2 separate regions of the Mus musculus genome follow, and region 2 is linked to region 1. Evidence: chromatin loops called from intact Hi-C (ENCODE). Cell type or tissue: left cerebral cortex. All regions are shown on one strand.

Evidence for each region. A loop is a pair of places that touch in the nucleus more often than their neighbours do. Peaks named below come from ENCODE experiments on the same cell type or tissue, not always from the same donor. Only the 100,000 strongest peaks of a DNase experiment are listed, where the experiment ranks them.
Region 2: a loop joins it to region 1, with 2.1 times the contacts of the local background. A loop is called at or near these places in 7 of 42 quality-filtered maps.

The regions. Positions count from the first base shown.
Region 1 is chr8:70,084,769-70,092,768 of GRCm38, reverse strand. It overlaps Hapln4 (hyaluronan and proteoglycan link protein 4), which reads right to left. Exons shown (of 5, transcript NM_177900.4): 3 at 7,625-7,987; 4 at 5,638-5,961; 5 at 1,907-4,639. The coding sequence ends at 4,248. Among named protein-coding and RNA genes, the nearest start is that of Hapln4, 5.2 kb to the right of the region's middle. In left cerebral cortex, CTCF peaks have their summits at 4,798 (motif pointing left) and 7,860; DNase peaks (open chromatin) are centred at 3,272, 4,766, 5,237, 7,937 and 2 more places; H3K4me3 peaks cover 991 bases; H3K27ac peaks cover 2,261 bases.
Region 2 is chr8:70,219,167-70,227,166 of GRCm38, reverse strand. Armc6 (armadillo repeat containing 6) reads left to right here. Exons shown (of 8, transcript NM_133972.2): 4 at 1,694-2,267; 5 at 3,478-3,623; 6 at 4,518-4,649; 7 at 4,924-5,061; 8 at 6,290-6,975. The coding sequence ends at 6,502. Among named protein-coding and RNA genes, the nearest start is that of Slc25a42, 11 kb to the right of the region's middle. In left cerebral cortex, a CTCF peak has its summit at 3,618 (motif pointing right); DNase peaks (open chromatin) are centred at 3,615 and 7,697.

The sequences.
Region 1 (8,000 bases):
CACTAAGTGAGCCACAGCCATGGGCCCTGAGCCCTTATTAGGAGCCACACACTGTGCCCGGTCAGAGGGAAAGTAGGGTACCGCAGGAGAAATAGAAGGTATCTTTTCTCTTTCTTTCTCTTTCTTTCTCTCTCTTTCTTTCTTCCTTCCTTCCTTTCTTTCTTTCTTTCTTTCTTTCTTTCTTTCTTTCTTTCTTTCTTTCTTTCTTTCTTTCTTTCTTTTTCTCTCTCTCTCCCTCCTCCCCTCTCTCTTTCTCCCTCCCTCCCCCTCCCTCCCTCCCTTCCTTCCTTCCTTCCTTCCTTCCTTCCTTCCTTCCTTCCTTCCTTCCTTCCTTCCTTCCTTTCTTCCTTTTCCTCCAGATAAGAAACAGAGCAGCATCGTACATGCCTCCTCCCAGTGCTGCAGAGGTGGAGGTAGGAGGGCTAGCCTGGGCAACAAACAAACGAACGCAGGAGAGGAAGACAGATACATGCCCTGGAAAAGTGCAGCTATAAGCTGCCTGCCAGAGATGCAGAGAATTAGCTAGCTATTGACTGCTGGCCTTATTCTGTAGCTCAGGCTGACCTCAAGCTCACAGCAATCTTTCTACCTCAGCCTACTGAGTGGTAGGATAAGAAGTGTGAACCAAGTTGGGTGGTGGCACATGACTTTAATCCCAGCACTCTGGAGGCAGAGCCAGGTGGATCTCTGAGTTCAAAGCTAGCCCAGTTTATAAAGCGAGTTCCAGGACCGCTAAGACTACACAGAGAGATCCTGTCTAAAAAGAACCACCACCACCATCAACAACAGAGAGATGCTCATAGGAGCCACAGCGCAGATGTGGAAGTCAAAGCCAGCCTGGGAGTGAGCTCTCTCCTTCCGAGTGGGAGTCCCACCGGTCAAACTCAGGTCACCAGGCCCAGAGACTAGTGCCTTTACCCATTGAAGCATCTTGCCAGGCATCCATCCATCAAGACAGCAATGGCTGCTGCCAGCTATGTAAAACCCTGTCATCTGTAGCTGGGGACAATTGTGCACAGAGGATAGAGGTGTGTCCCAGTCAGCCTTAGTGACAAAAGGCATGTACCAAAGTGAGAGAAGGCAAGGGTGTCCTTGGGGAGGAAGGGTGTCTTAGTTTTTGAAACAGGGTCTCACTACATAACCTTAACTGGCCTGGAAAATCACTCATCCTTCCTAACGCTGAGACCCTTTAATACAGTTCCTCATGGTGTGGTGACCCCCAGCCATAAAATTAGTTCATTGCTACTTCATAACTATAATTTTGCTAGTTATGAATTGTAATGTAAAGTTCTGATATGCAGAAGATCTGATGTGACCCCCCAAAGGGGTGGAGACCCACTGCTGTAGACCAGACTGGCTCTGAATTCTGAGAGCCACAAAGATGTACACCCACTCCCCATCCCCCCAATTTTATTTGGAGAAGAGGATTGGGAAGAGGAATAGCATGTATACTGGTGAGATTGGATTTCTAAGTAAATATTTTCAATCCCTGAAGTGGGGTCCACCTTCCCTTTTGCATGTAAAATATCCAACTTTCATTGAATGAAAGCAAAGTGGGTGGAGCCACCCCAACTCAGCCAATAATGGTATGGCCCATTTTCCAGAGTAACCTTGATTGGTCCAGGACTGTATGAATGCCAACCTGTCCTCTTACCACTTGTTTTGTACACACTCCCACTCCCACACACTAAACACCAGTGAATAAGTCAAGTTTACAAACAAAAATTCGGGACTAGAGAGCTGGCTTAGTTGACTAAGATGCCTTGCTGCTCTTCCAAATGCAGCAGCAAAACTATCTCTAACTCTAGCTACGGGGTCCAGCTCCTTCAGCAGGCCTCCAGGGGCACCAGACACACACGAAATACTGACAAAAAAACTTAAAAATAAATAAAAATTGGCCAGGCAGTGGTGGCTTACACCTTTAATCTCAGCACTTGGGGCAGGCAGATCACTGAGCTCAAGGCCAAGCCTGGTCTATGTAGCAAGTTCCATGACAGCCAAGGCTAAACAGTGAGACCCTGTCTCAAAAAAAACAAAATAAATAAGCAAATAAATAAAAATACAGATTGGCTACCTCATTTCTACAGCCAGCTCCTACTTAACGTTTTTTAGATGACATGTTACTATGATTCATGTGTATGCACACATGCCCCAGGGCACATGAGGAGGTCAGAGAGGATCCCACAGGATCCTGGAGCAGTGAAAAAAGGGAGAGGAGCCACTTTTGAACCGAGAAGCCCACTGCACTGACAGGGACTGGCAGCCTTGTTTCACATTCACCAGAAAAAACAAAGGTTTATTGAACTTGGGCTGCAGGCTGCTGCTGGGGACCTCAGAACAATCCTAGCCCAGAGAAGAGTCTGGATAAGTGTTTGGCTGCACACTTTAGAACAAAAGGTGTGACTGGAGCCCACAGCCCCTTAGCTTCCAGACTCAGGGGTGGAATTAGCCGAGATAGATGGGGCAGGCAGGAAAGTGTGTGGGCAAGGGTACTTGCTGGTTCCAGCAGCATCTGAGACCTGGAGGCTCCTGCATTTGGGCTGGTCTTGACCCTTGAGCACACATGGGTCCTCAGAAATGGGTTGAAATTGATGGTTTCAGGGAGAATCTGCCCTCCTTGATTTCCAAGAAGGAAAGGTCGGCCTTTGTGCGGTACCACAGCCTCAGTTTCCTAGTCTGCAGGGTGAACATTTAAAATGCTGGAGGGGGTTGCAGTGGTGGCTCCTGCTCAGCTGCTGGGTGGAGTAAAGTTAGCATGCAAATGGATGGTGCAGATAGCTGTTCCAGAAGCAGAGTCCTGCATAGGCCCATCTGAAGAAGGGACATTTGTCAGGCGCCTGAGGAACACAGCAGGCAGCTCCAGTCAGAGGGACCCATAGCAAGAAGTTCCTGAGTGCTGCAGGTCAGTTGTCATGGAGACACCGACGTTCTCTATGGCAACAGTTGGACAGGATGGGACCCTGGAGGGGAAAGCCTTGAAGGGACAGGTATTCTGTTACCTTGGACACCAGAGGTTTGGACTCCATGGCAACAGTCTGGGTGTTTCAAACTGTCTAGGAGCGGGGCTTGGGCAACTGAGAGAAACAGAAGATGCTCTTTGGGAAAGGGGCAGCTGTTTCCATGGAGAGGCCTGGAGAACTGAATGTTGGGTTACCCTGAGGATACTCAGTGGGGAAGATTGTCTCCACAGCAGTCCACCAGGGCAGGGACAGACAAAAATGAAGTGGTAGGTGTTAGGCTTTAGGCCAGTAAGAAAGGAAAAGTGTGGTAACCATGGTTACAGAGGAAGGCAGAATGTGCCATTTCTGTGGGTGTAGCGGGTGAGCCTGGTAAGGCTGCATTGGTGGCCTATGTGACCTTAAGAAGCCGAGCAGCTTGTCTCTGCAAGTCAGATTTTTAGGGGTTTCTTGTCTGAGGGAATCTCTTTGGTGACATCCCCCAAGGAGCCCGGGGACGGGACATTCAAGCGAGTCTACTCTCTGGTCAGAGGAAAACCTGAGGGATAGGCATGGCCGCTGTTCCAGGAGCCAGCTGAGGAGACTCTCCTGTGACACCAGAGGTGTTGGGTCTGTCCTCCATATTGACCCAGGGACAAAGTATGCTACCTTGAAAACGTAAAGAGACTCTCTGAAAGAGTGGGAATCTGGGTCACTTGCTCGTACAGGGCACGATCATCTTGTGACCTGTGGTTTTCTGTTTCTTCACCAGGTGATGGAGTCAGTGTACAGCTGACGATCCAAGACCAGTTTTCCAGCTCCCGGGAAATACAGAAGGTTTGGGGGCAGGTCTCCAGTTAATCCTGGGGGTCCAGCCTCCAGGTGACTGAGGGGGGTGTCCACCTGTTTTTCAGAAGGCCATAGAAGGTTCATCTTTTGGAAACCGTAGAGTCCTGCTGGTCTACTGGGGTCCCGGGGATTAGGGAGAGTATGACTCTTCTGGGCAAAGTCTAAAAGATGAAATATCCACTATCCAAAGGGGATCCTCAGAGGGCAACATAGTCAGCGACCAAGAACCACAACAAGTGGGTCAGCCTGCAGCTCACCGCAGGGGTAGGTCGCTTATCCAGGAGACCTTAGGTATGGTCAATGTCCAAAGACCACAGGTAGCTAGATCAGTCTGCAGTGCACCGCAGGGGTGTGTCATATGTCCAAGGAATCTCTGAGACTCTGAGACGTGATCGGTATCCAGGGGGTGCATGAGGCCACTGGATCAGCCACTAACACCCCCAAACACGCATCCTTCCAGATCTATACACGCAGCGGGGTCCAGGCAGCCGGATCCCTCGACCCTCCAGCCCAACCTCCTCCGCCGGCCCAGCCCCAGCCCCAGCCGCCTGGAGCCGGATCTGGGGCACCTGGAGCGCGGTAGCAGTAGACACCGAAGAGACGTCGGGAGGCGTCAGGGAAACCCAGGCTGCGCACGCCGGGCCGAGGACCTCCACAGCGAGTTCGCGGATTCACGATGGGATAGCGCGCGCTGCCATCCGCCAGCCAGCCTGCAGTGCAGCGGTCCAACAGCTGCAGCTTCCACGCAGCGAACAGCTGCCCGACCTTGGCCACTGTGGCACCCCGCGCAGCGCACGCGCGCACTGCCCCGGCCAAGGCCACAGGTCGCAGCGGTTTCAGGAAAAACACGCGGCCTGTGGGACCCGAGAGTGTGTTAGACCCCGGCCAGGGATAGGCCCGCCAGGCTCTAGCGTCCTAGGGCTTCCTGAGCCTAGTCCATCCCATTCACTGCAACCTGGGACCGCCAGTGCGATGCTGGTACCATGTGGCATTTCACTGCCCCCCTGTGGCAGCCTGGAAAGCGGAGGCAAGGCGGAGGAGCGGGGCCTGCTCACTTTGGTGGGGGACAATGGTCTTGGAGGGAGGGTCTATGCACTTCAGGGAGATTTCTGTCCATTGGGCAGGGCTCTTATTTGGGGCGCGACCTATGTTTGGGAAAGGTTTTCTCTAGTGTCCTTATGCCTTAGCGTAGTGTCTGTGTCCTTAGGCATAGGATTTGTGTTCTTGTGTTCTTGTGGGCAGAGTCCACACTCTTGAAATGGACCTTCAACCACGGTGTAGGCTCTATGTCTTTCGGACAGGTCTTCCTCAGGGAGGCGGGGATGGGGGCTTTGGGCTTAATTTGTGCCTATCTCTTTGGGGCGGAGCCCATGGAGGAAGTCTTTCCTCAAGAGAGAAAAAGCCTATACCCTGAGGGATGGAGTCTATGTTTCTGAGACAGACTTCCCTCCACCTGCCAGGCCCTAGGGTTAGGCGGTTAGGGCTGTCTTCCTCAAAGGGTTGGAGACTAGGCACTTGGGGCGGGTTTCTCCCTAAGGGGCGGGGCATATGCGCCTGGGGCGGACCTCATTCTAGGGGACTGGGACTATGCAATCAGCGGCCAGGCTCCATGGGTCAGAGCCTGTGCATGTGGGGCAGGTGTCCCTCCAGGGAGAGAGCTTTTGAACTGGAGGAGAGGGCCTCCTTTCCTGGGAGAGGACATAATGATTAAGAGGAAGGAGAGAGGGAAGAAGGGTCCCCTTCAGGGAGAAGCCTATGTATTTAGGGGGCCTAGGTCCTTGGGACAGGTCTCTTTCAAGAAGGCGGGAAATAAGTGCTGGAGACCCGCTTCTTTGGAAAAGACTTATCTCACCCGGGAGGTTGGACGTGAAGCAGAAGGCATCGTAGCGTTCCTCAGCGTTATGACGATATCCATAGTTGCGCACGCCCCCGTTGGTGCCGCCACCAGCTCCAGTGCTCCCAGTCCCGCCACAGGGCTCCCGGGCATGGCTCACTGGGTACTGCACCGAGCCATCGCGTAACCATCCCGCGTTGCACCAGTCCAGGCCATCGCGCCAGGCCGCGTGCAGCTGCTCCGCGGACGCCAAAATGCCATCCTGTTCGGCACAAGCACGCTGCGCTTCCACGAAAGTCATCTTGTAGCGACCTCCGCGCGGGTGATAGGGGAAGACCACCCCTGGGTGGACGAAGACAAATAGGAGTCTGTCAGGGTTACACACACACACACACACACACACACACACACACACACACACACACACGCACTGGATTCTACTACACCTTACACGAAACAGAACCTTCCAGTTCACTTTTCTCTCAGCCCTCGGACCCGGCCGCACCTCTAGCCCCCTCACGCCCATTATGTGTCCTTGGATTCAAGCGTGGAATGTGCTCCTCTGCCTTAATACATTTTAATCATGGCTACTCTTCCATGGCCACAGACCTTCATGCATGTTCTTTCTATCCTTCTCCAGCTGCCTAATTCATCCATCAAAACTCAACTCTTAATGTCCTCTGTCCCAGTGTTCTGACAACTCACTACTGAAGTGGAAAGACCTGTCCCTAGGGCAGTACTCCTACACCCTGGGCCCTGAAACAGTTGGGCAGGTGTCAAGCCCTCTGATTTGCCAGTATTATTTAAAGTGTTTCCCTTCCAACTGCCTGGGACTGTGACTCTAAACTTATTTCTCACTAAACTCAGTCAACCCAACTCTGGAGTGTTTCTGTGCTGAAGGACAGGGTTTAGGCAGAATCTCATGCTGGCCCCTATTCCAGGATAGGATGCAAACACCAGCTATGGTGAAGCCCTAGAGTTTTGATGGACAGGATGTCGAATCTTGGCCACGCCCCTCACCTACAGATGCCCAGGGCAACGCCATAGCCTTCTTGAGGCAGAGCTCATCTCTAGGTTAATAGCTGTCGACCTTGGGGATTTGAGGAAATTAAATGAGAAGCTCCAGAGAGCCGTTCAGCTAAGTGGCTGGCAAACAGAAAGCATCTAATGAAGACAGCTACAATTTTCCATTGTTAAAATGTTCAGAAGTGTCAATTGAATGGCTCTGAAGGTAATGGCATTTGCCACCAACCCTGACAAATTGAGTTCTATTCCAGGAGAGAATCCATTCGGCAAATTGTTTGTGATCTCCATTCAAGAACCGTGGCATGTGTGCACTCGTAAACACACACACAGAAGTGCACACACCAAAATTCAATAACTTTTTTCTTGAAAGCTCAAGAGTTCAAAGCCAACCTGGGGTCCATTAAACCTTGTCTTAGTCATAGAGCTAGTGCTGAAGAGATGGCTCAGCGGTTTAAAAAAACACTTTCTTCAGTCCAGGGATGGCCCTCACCATTGATCCCTTCACTTGAGAGGCATGCTGATCGCTGCAAATGCAAGGCTTGTTGAGATTTTATTAAATTAATCAGAAGGTGCCTTAGGCAGGCCTTCACACAGTGCACCAAAAGATTATCCCAACAAAAGTTAGCGTGATCTATGTAGTGGGTTCCAAGGCAGCCAGGGCTACATGGTGAGACCTTGTCTAGAAGGGAAGAAAAAAAAGGGGGGGGACCTCTTTCTTCCTTGTTTCTCTTCCAGCCAAAAAGAGTTCTGTTCCCCACACTGACACCAGGCAGCTCTCAACCACCTGTAACTCCAACTCCAGGGGAAGGGAGGCCTCTTCTGGCCCTAACCACAGGCATATATTAGTATACACATACATTAAATAAGAGCTGTAATTTTTAAATGAGCTATTCCCCTGCCTGACAAAATCTCTACCGAAACAACCTCATTCAGTTTGCCCCCCACTGTACCCCTTTTTCTCTGCCCATGCTGTGGTCACCTTCCAGATCCAGCTTGACCATGCCGACGTCATCCTCCAGCTCATTGGTGACCTCGCACTCGTAGCGCCCGTAGTCCTGAAGGGTGACATTTCGGAGGACCAGGGAGGCATCCCCAGGTCCGTCATTCTGCAGTTCGGCCCGCCCTCGGTAGGGACCGAAGGCTCGATGCTGGGGACCCAGAGCCACGAAGACATCGGCGAAAGCCAAAGGGTCTACCACTTTCGTCCACTTGAGGCGGACGCCGTCGTGACCGTGGGCGGCCGCCTCGTAGTGGTAACGGCAGGGTAAGACAATGGTACCACCGCGGTGGCTCACCACCTGCCCCGGCGCCGTCTGCACCACCACGGAACCGGACTCGCCCTCTGCGGGGCGACC
Region 2 (8,000 bases), 130 kb before region 1:
AGACTTAAAAAAACGTTTTAATGAAAAGTAAAGGGCTGGTGAGATGGCTCAGTGGGTAAGAGCACCCGACTGCTCTTCCGAAGGTCCGAAGTTCAAATCCCAGCAACCACATGGTGGCTCACAACCATCCAAAATGAGATCTGACTCCCTCTTCTGGAGTGTCTGAAGACAGCTACAGTGTAGTTATATATAATAAAAAAATAAATAAATCTTAAAAAAATGATTTCCACCTTTCTAAAAAAAAAAAAAAGAAAAGTAAAAAAAAAAACTAAGGGCAGAGGATATATGTGACTCAGAGGTTCCTATTTTGCATGGACCTCCAGGTTCAATCCACAGTACTTAAAAATGCAGGGACAGGGCTGGAGAGATGGCTCAGTGGTTAAGAGCACTGACTGTTCTTCTAGAGGTCCTGAGTTCAATTCCTAGCAACCACATGGTGGCTCACAACCATCTGTAATGGGATTTGGTGCCTTTTCCTGGTGTGCAGATGTACATGCAGACAGAACACTCATATACATAAAATAAATAAATAAATAAATAATTCCTTTTTGTTTTTAGAAAAATACAGGCCTTTAATCCCAGCACTTGGGAGGCAGAGGCAGACGAATTTCTGAGTTCAAGGCCAGCCTGGTCTACAGAGTGAGTTCCAGGATAGCTAGGGCTATACAGAGAAACCCTGTCTCAAAAAAAAAAAAAAAAAAAAAAGAGAAAAATACAGGCACTGGAGAGCTGGCTCAGCAGTTAAGAACACTGACTGCTTTTACAGAGGATCTGGGTTCAGTTCCCAGCATCCACACAGCTGCTTATTAACCATCTGTAACCCCAGTCCCAAGGGATGTGACACTCCAGTCCCAGGGGATGTGACACCCTCTTTTGGCCTCCTCTGATGTCAAGCACCTTTTTTTTTTTTTTAAGATTTTTTAAAAAAGATTTTATTTATTTTATATATATAAGTACACTATAGCTGTCTTCAGACACACCAGAAGAGGGCGTCAGATCCCATTACAGATGGTTGTGATCCACCATGTGGTTGCTGGGAATTGAACTCAGGACCTCTAGAAGAACAGTTAGTGCCTTAACTGCTGAGCCATCTCTCCAGCCCTGGTGTCAAGCACTTTAAGTGGTTCAGTTCTTGGATAGACATGCAGGCAAAACACCCATACACATAAAATAACACTCATAAAAGTTTTTGTTTTTTTTTTAAAATAGGGTGATTATACATATATAATGGCTCATAGCTGGGGTCCCTGCACTCCAGACACTCTTGCAGGAGTTTTCCTATGAGTTCAAGGCCAGCTTAGACAACATAATTTCAAGGCCAGCCTGGGCTATAAATCAAGCCCCTATGTTGGTATTGAAGAGATGGCTCAGCAGTTATGAATGCTGCTCTTACTGAGGGCTCAGGTTCAATTCCTAGTATCCACATGGTACCTCACAACAGCTTGTGACTCCAGCTCCAGTGGATTCTACCTCCTTTTCTGAGAGTATTATACACACACACACACACACACACACACTTAAAAAAAGATTCTTTCTTAAAATAATAGTATAGGTATCTTAAAATATCAGTATAGGTGTAGAAATGTCCAGATGGATCTGGCCCTATCTTCCATCCTGGGCCCAGATTCTGGGTTGAGACTGCCTGTGGTGCTGAACCTATCAACAGCAACTAATACTGTGACATTCTCCACAGGCCCTTAACGATCTGCAGGAGTCCCTGACTGGCTCTCGGCTCCAGGAGGTGTCAGCCCACCTTGTCCGCTTCTGTGACCAGTGCAAGCAGCAGAAGGCCAGCCGCTACCTGGCAGCCCAGAAGGGAGCCTACCCAATCCTCCTGGCTGCCTGGCAGCTGGCTGCCACTAGCAACCAGGGTCTTCTGCTCCAGGCTCTCAATGCTCTGGCAGTGCTGACTGATGGCCAGCCTGACCTCCTGGATGCCCAGGGCTTGCATCTTCTCGTGGCCACGCTAGCACAGAATGCCGCCAACACTGAACTCACGTGCTGTGGGATTCGCTGCGTGCGCCATGTCTGCCTAAAGCACGAACAGAATCGGCAGGACTTGGTGAAAGCTGGCGTGTTGCCCCTGCTCACAGCGGCTATTACACAGCATGGCCAGCACGCCGATGTGGTCAGGGAGGCCTGCTGGGCCTTGCGGGTCATGACCTTTGATGATGATATCCGAGTGCCCTTTGGCCATGCCCATGAGCACGCCAAGATGATTGTTCAGGAGAACAAAGGCCTGAAGGTGCTCATTGAGGCTGCCAGAGGTAGGAGCAGCCCTGGGAAGAGGATGGTGGGTGGTTAGAGGATGGCATGGTTCTCAGCTGGGAGGATAAGTTCCCAGCCTGCCCTGTGGCTCCAGCTCTGTAGCAGGCCTATGCATGGGATCTCCACTCATCTGAGAGATAGGAAAGCCTTTCTCAGGCCCTGTTCTGTACCACAGAGTGGCTGAGAAATGAGGCCTGACCATCTGTAAAGCCAGTCAGCTTCTTGAAGAATGGGCTTGTTTGTGGCAGCTTGAATTAGGCTAATTAGAAATAGAGCGGGAGTGCAAACGTCGGAGCCTTGTCTGCCTTGTCCTTTGCTTCCTAGTGCTGCAGTGGGACCCAGCACAGAGTGTGCTTCATGTTAAGCACAAACTACTCTGTGCTGAGCCCAGGCCCTGGCTCTAAGCTGCTCCTCAGCCCCTAAGTAGTTATTTAAAGAGAATGGCTCACATTCTGGTAGTATGAAGGCCCTAGGGCAGACCAGAGATTCCCAGCAGTCCCCAGACACTTTCTCCACCGAGAAACCTCAATGTCCCACTTACCAAACAAAGCCTTTACCTGATTGGATGGACCACCTGCAGCCACCACATCTTCTCATTACTTAAAGCCTGTTCAGATCAACCTGTGCAGGGAAAAGAGGATGCCAAGTGGGCACAGGTAGCAAGTGCCATGGTGATCCTATAAATGGTAACTGCTGATCATCACCGCCGGGACTTCGCCGGTTGGTCTGCATGTGTTCCTCACCAGCTTCCTGTGGTGTGTGGAAAACTTCAGACAGGAGCCTCAAAGTTATGTCAGAAGCCTTGCCCGGGTTGTTTGGTTTCCTTCCTACCTTTCTTTGTGTCTCACGATGAGGGTCTGGAGCTTGCTATGTGGGCCAGGCTGTCCTGGAACTCACAAAGATTCCCCTGTCCCTGCCTCCCGAGTGCAGGGGATTAAGGTGTACACAATGCCCAACCTTTAACTTCTTTGCTTAGGGGATTCCAGGAACATGTCTGGCAGTTATTTGCCACTGTGCTGTCAATTTCTGTAGCTGCTGGCATGGGGCATGGTAGGCCCAGCCAGGGGCTAATTCTCCCATGGGCTTATTGGATGACTGCAGCCAGCCTGTGAAGTGGGAAGTTCTGCGGAGACTGACAGGCTCCTATCTACAAAGCTGCTTGTCCCTGGTCCCTCCCAGCTCTAATTCTCACTTCTTTCCTCTGCACAGCATTCTCTGACAACCCAGGGGTCCTGAGCGAACTCTGCAGCACCCTATCCCGCCTGGCTGTTCGGAATGAATTCTGCCAGGAGGTTATAGACCTCGGAGGCCTTGGCATCCTTGTGACCCTGCTGGCTGACTGCAATGACCACCAGGTGGAGCCCAGAGTCTTCCTCTTTCCCCAGGGCTCCTGGCCCCTGAGGCCAGCTGGCCAGACTGACCCCATCGAGGCAAGGGTGAAAGTCTGAATGAAGAAGGCCTGCCCACACTCTTAGGGTCGTGGTTCTTTTGGCTGGTTTTTCTTTCCTTTTTTCTTGTTTCCCTATATTGGTGAGACTTAGAACCTCCTGCATGCAAGCCCACTGCCACCAAATCACACCACAGCCCTTTTTACTTTTCAGTCTTTGTAGCCCAGGCTGGGCTTGATACTATAATTCTCCTGCTTCAGCCTTCCAAGTCCTGGAATGGCGGGCATGAGCTACCACACTGTGTGTGTGCATGTGCATGTATGTAAGAGAGAGAGAGAAAGAGAGATGGACAGACAGGGAGACAGGGTTGAAAGGGCTCATGTAATCTTAGTTGGCTTTAATTTAACCCACGTGTGCTACCTTGCCCAGGTTTCCTGTGGTTGTTCAGGGTGCTAGAACTTGGGGCCTTGTGCGTGCAAGGCAGACACAGTACTCCCTGAGCTGCTGCTCAGGCCCCACCTGTACACTCTCTCCAGCAGGGAGCAGGAGTGAGGACATGGGAATAACTTCCTCAGCTCAGGCCGCTCAGTGCTCTCCTTGAGCCGTGTCTGATGCCCACCTCATGTGAGGTGGATCAGCAAATCACTAGACCTGGCCTGCCCTCCTCCAACCTGCCCTTCCTCTGTATGGTGGGTCATGATCCTGTTGTCCCAGGCAGGCCTGTGACCCTGGGGTGGTCACATGTGTTCAAACTGAGAAACAGCCAGAATGCTTTGTTTAGCGCCCTCTCCCACCATCAAGCAAGTAGGAGGCTTGCAGATAACACATAAGCCAGGGTGATCTCACCTTCCATCCACACAGGACCTCGTGAAGCAAGTTCTCAGTGCCCTGAGGGCTATCGCAGGCAACGACGACGTAAAGGATGCCATTGTCCGGGCAGGTGGTACGGAGTCCATTGTGGCTGCTATGACTCGGCACCTGGCCAGCCCCCAGGTACCCACCTCAGACACATGGGCGGGACAATGGCCAGATTTACAGGGGCTGCCTCCTCACTGACAGCAAGGCTAGGTGAAGGACTGGAGTTTCTGTTCCCCACGGTAGGCTACACCCCCCCTGGGTACCCAACCCACCACTGCTGTGACACATAAGCCTGCAGGACCCACTGAAGGGAAGTGCAGAATATCCAGGCTGGGGCAGTGACTCATGCTGACACTCACGGGGAGGGGATCTGTCTGCCCAGAGTCTCAGTGGCTGTCCACACTCACAGGTGTGTGAGCAAAGCTGCGCCGCACTCTGCGTCCTAGCTCTTCGCAAGCCAGACAACAGCCGGGTCATTATTGAGGGCGGCGGGGCGCTGGCTGCTCTGCAGGCCATGAAGGCGCATCCACAGGAGGCTGGTGTCCAGGTGAGTAAGCGGCTGTGCCCACAGGGCCCTTTCCTTCTCATCAGCTAAGCATGTTGAGTCAGGTGTGGTGGCTATAATCCCGCAAGAGACATGAATTTAAGACTGACCAGCCTACACTACAGGACAGCCTGGGGACTTTCATACACAAGGACTTTAGTACACACACACACATGCACACACACAAGCACATGTGCCTAAAGTTTTCTTCTTTGTATGTTTATCCCCTTTCTCTTCTTCCTCTTCCTTTTTCTTTTTTTGAGACAGAGTAGCTCAGCAAACTGGCCTCTAGCTTTTTTGCCAAAAGAACAACCTTCACCGCCTAGTCTTCTTGCCTTCCCCAGTGAGTGCTGGAGTGACAGGCCTGTGCCACCACACGGGATTGAGACTGACCCCAGGGCCTAGTACATGCTCCGTAAACACTGTACCAACAGACCTCTGACTCAGCCCAACTCCAGCTTTCCTTTGAAACAAGCTCTAGATCTATAGCTCCTGCATGTGTGGAGGTCAGGGTCCCACGTCTTCAGCCCAGTAGGTGCTGGCTCCTCAGTGTGTGCCACCTTCCCCACCTGTCACTACTAAACATCATCATGCACACAGCTTCCCCATTGTGTCAGGTGTTCTGAGCCACCCAGCCATGAGGACAGTCCATGGAGCATGAAAACCTGGTCTCTGCAGACCCAGCTGTGGAAGATGGTGCCTGTGCATCAGTGATTTTAAAATCCATGAAAGGAGGGCTGGATGTAATGGTACATACCTTTAATTTCAGTACATGAGAAACACAGATGGGCAGATCTCTGAGTACAAGGCCAGCCTGATCTACCTAGTGAGTTTCGAAACAGCCAGGGCTACACAAAGAGACCCTGTCTCACAAAACAAACAAACAACAAAAAACAAAACTAGATGAAGGATCCTGGAACCAACCCAGATGGGTGACTCATTGAGAAATAAACTTTGGAATCCTCTATCCATGTCCTCTGTGCACCATCTCCAAAGCCTGCCTCAGGGGACATGGGTAGCTGGCTGTCTGGGTCCAAGTTTCTGTCCTGAGTGTTCACTTAGGAGATGTGGGACATGCAACTGAGAAGGTCACATGGGACCATGGGTCTGGCCTGGTCCAGTGTAGCTGTCTACTGAATATTTGTCTCATCATGTTCTGAGGAGTACACGGAGGTCGGAGTGGACCTTAACCCAGGCTGTTCCCCCTAGTCATAGCCTCTCTGTCTTCCAGAAACAGGCTTGCATGCTGATCCGAAACCTGGTGTCCCGCAGCCAAGTCTTCTCCAAGCCCATCCTGGACCTGGGGGCAGAGGAGCTCATTTTGCAAGCCCGAGCTGCTCACCCAGACTGTGAAGATGTGGCTAAGGCCGCATTGCGAGACCTAGGCTGCCGTGTGGAGCTTCGTGAACTGTGGACAGGAAAGAAGGGTGACCTGGCTCTATGACCTTAGCTCAGAGAACTCTGACTCCAGAACGTGGGTGGCTATGGGGCCCTGCCTCTCTGTCCTCCTTCCCATGCTACCCAGAGCACAAGTGTGCTAGCAGGGCAGGGGGTGGGGAGGGCAGAAGCAGTGATGACCTGGTGGCCCACCACTGCCAGTGTCCCTTCTACCACAGCTGCTCTCTGCAGCTTTGGGACAAAGGGCACATGGAACTGCAGTGTTCTGTCTGGAGTTTGAGGCCTCCACAAGCTGGTGTCCCAGCAGGGCCAGCCTGCAATCCGGGCACCACTCCAAGCAGTTGATAACCCTGCTCCTTGGGCAGGCCCCCTGGGTAGAGGTGCTTCAGCCAAGGCTGATTCCCCAAGATCCGCATGATGGGAGGAGGGAGGTGTCTCCTCCAAATTGTCCTCTGAACTCTGTATGTGTGCTGTGGTGCACACATACATGCTAGCTAAATAAACAAACAAACAAATAAATAAGTGAGTGTAATTTTAAAGCTTCTCATTTTTCTCACCTGTAAAATAGGTCTAGAATTCCTGGCACTGCTGGTAGAGGCAGGGATTTCAGATTCATCCATCAGGGTCTGCCCTGGCCCTGGTCCTTGATATTGCAGCCTGCTAATGCAGGCTAAAGGGGTCTCTTCATAGCTCTGTTGGTGCTGTGTCCACAGCCTCATCGAGAGCAGGCACTTGGCACCTGAGGTAGCTACAGGCACTGGGGTATTTGGGCCAGAGCCTGGTCTATATAGGTCACTGAGGCTGGGGTCAAGGACAGTCTATCTGCTCTGAGTGAGATCTGTGGCTGAGAGCAGGTAGCCTGACTTGTGGGAACCTCTCTGTTTCTGAAACACTGGGTTGTGTTGGACATGGAGAGGAATAGGGATCATCAGCTCCAGCCCCATTGTCCTAGGAATGCTGCCTCACAGCAGCCCCAGTCCATGTCTGAGCCTCAGTTTCCCCAATGTGAAACATAACACCATTGTCACCAATTCAAATGCTCACACCACCTACCCAACATTGTGCAGGTCCCTAAGCAGCTAGCTGCTCCTGAACTTTTGTGACCCGTGGGGTTCAGAGTAACCTCAGAACCTCCTGCCTCTGTCTCATATTCCCTTCCCCCTCTGGTAGGTCTGGACCAGGTATGCCTTTCCCAGAAGGCTCTTAGTTTCCATGGGAACCAGCCGTTACTTCTGGCAGCTCTGCAAAGTGTATGTGTGGGGCGTAGGGGGGTATGGCAGGAGAGTTATCCTAACTCAGACACTCAGATGTCTGAGCTTCCCCACAATGGACAGGGAGAGGCCCTGCCAGCTCAAGGACGGACATGAACCTTGGACTGGGTCACCTTGCCCTTCTCCACTCTCAGGGGACAGACACAACAAGATGTAGGTGAAGGGTCTCCTAGTCCTATACTGCCTAGATTGCATAACTTGCTGTCTGGGTCAGTGATGTGTGTGACTGTGGGCAGACTTCAAACCCTGTTCCTCAGTCCTCGGGCATAGGTG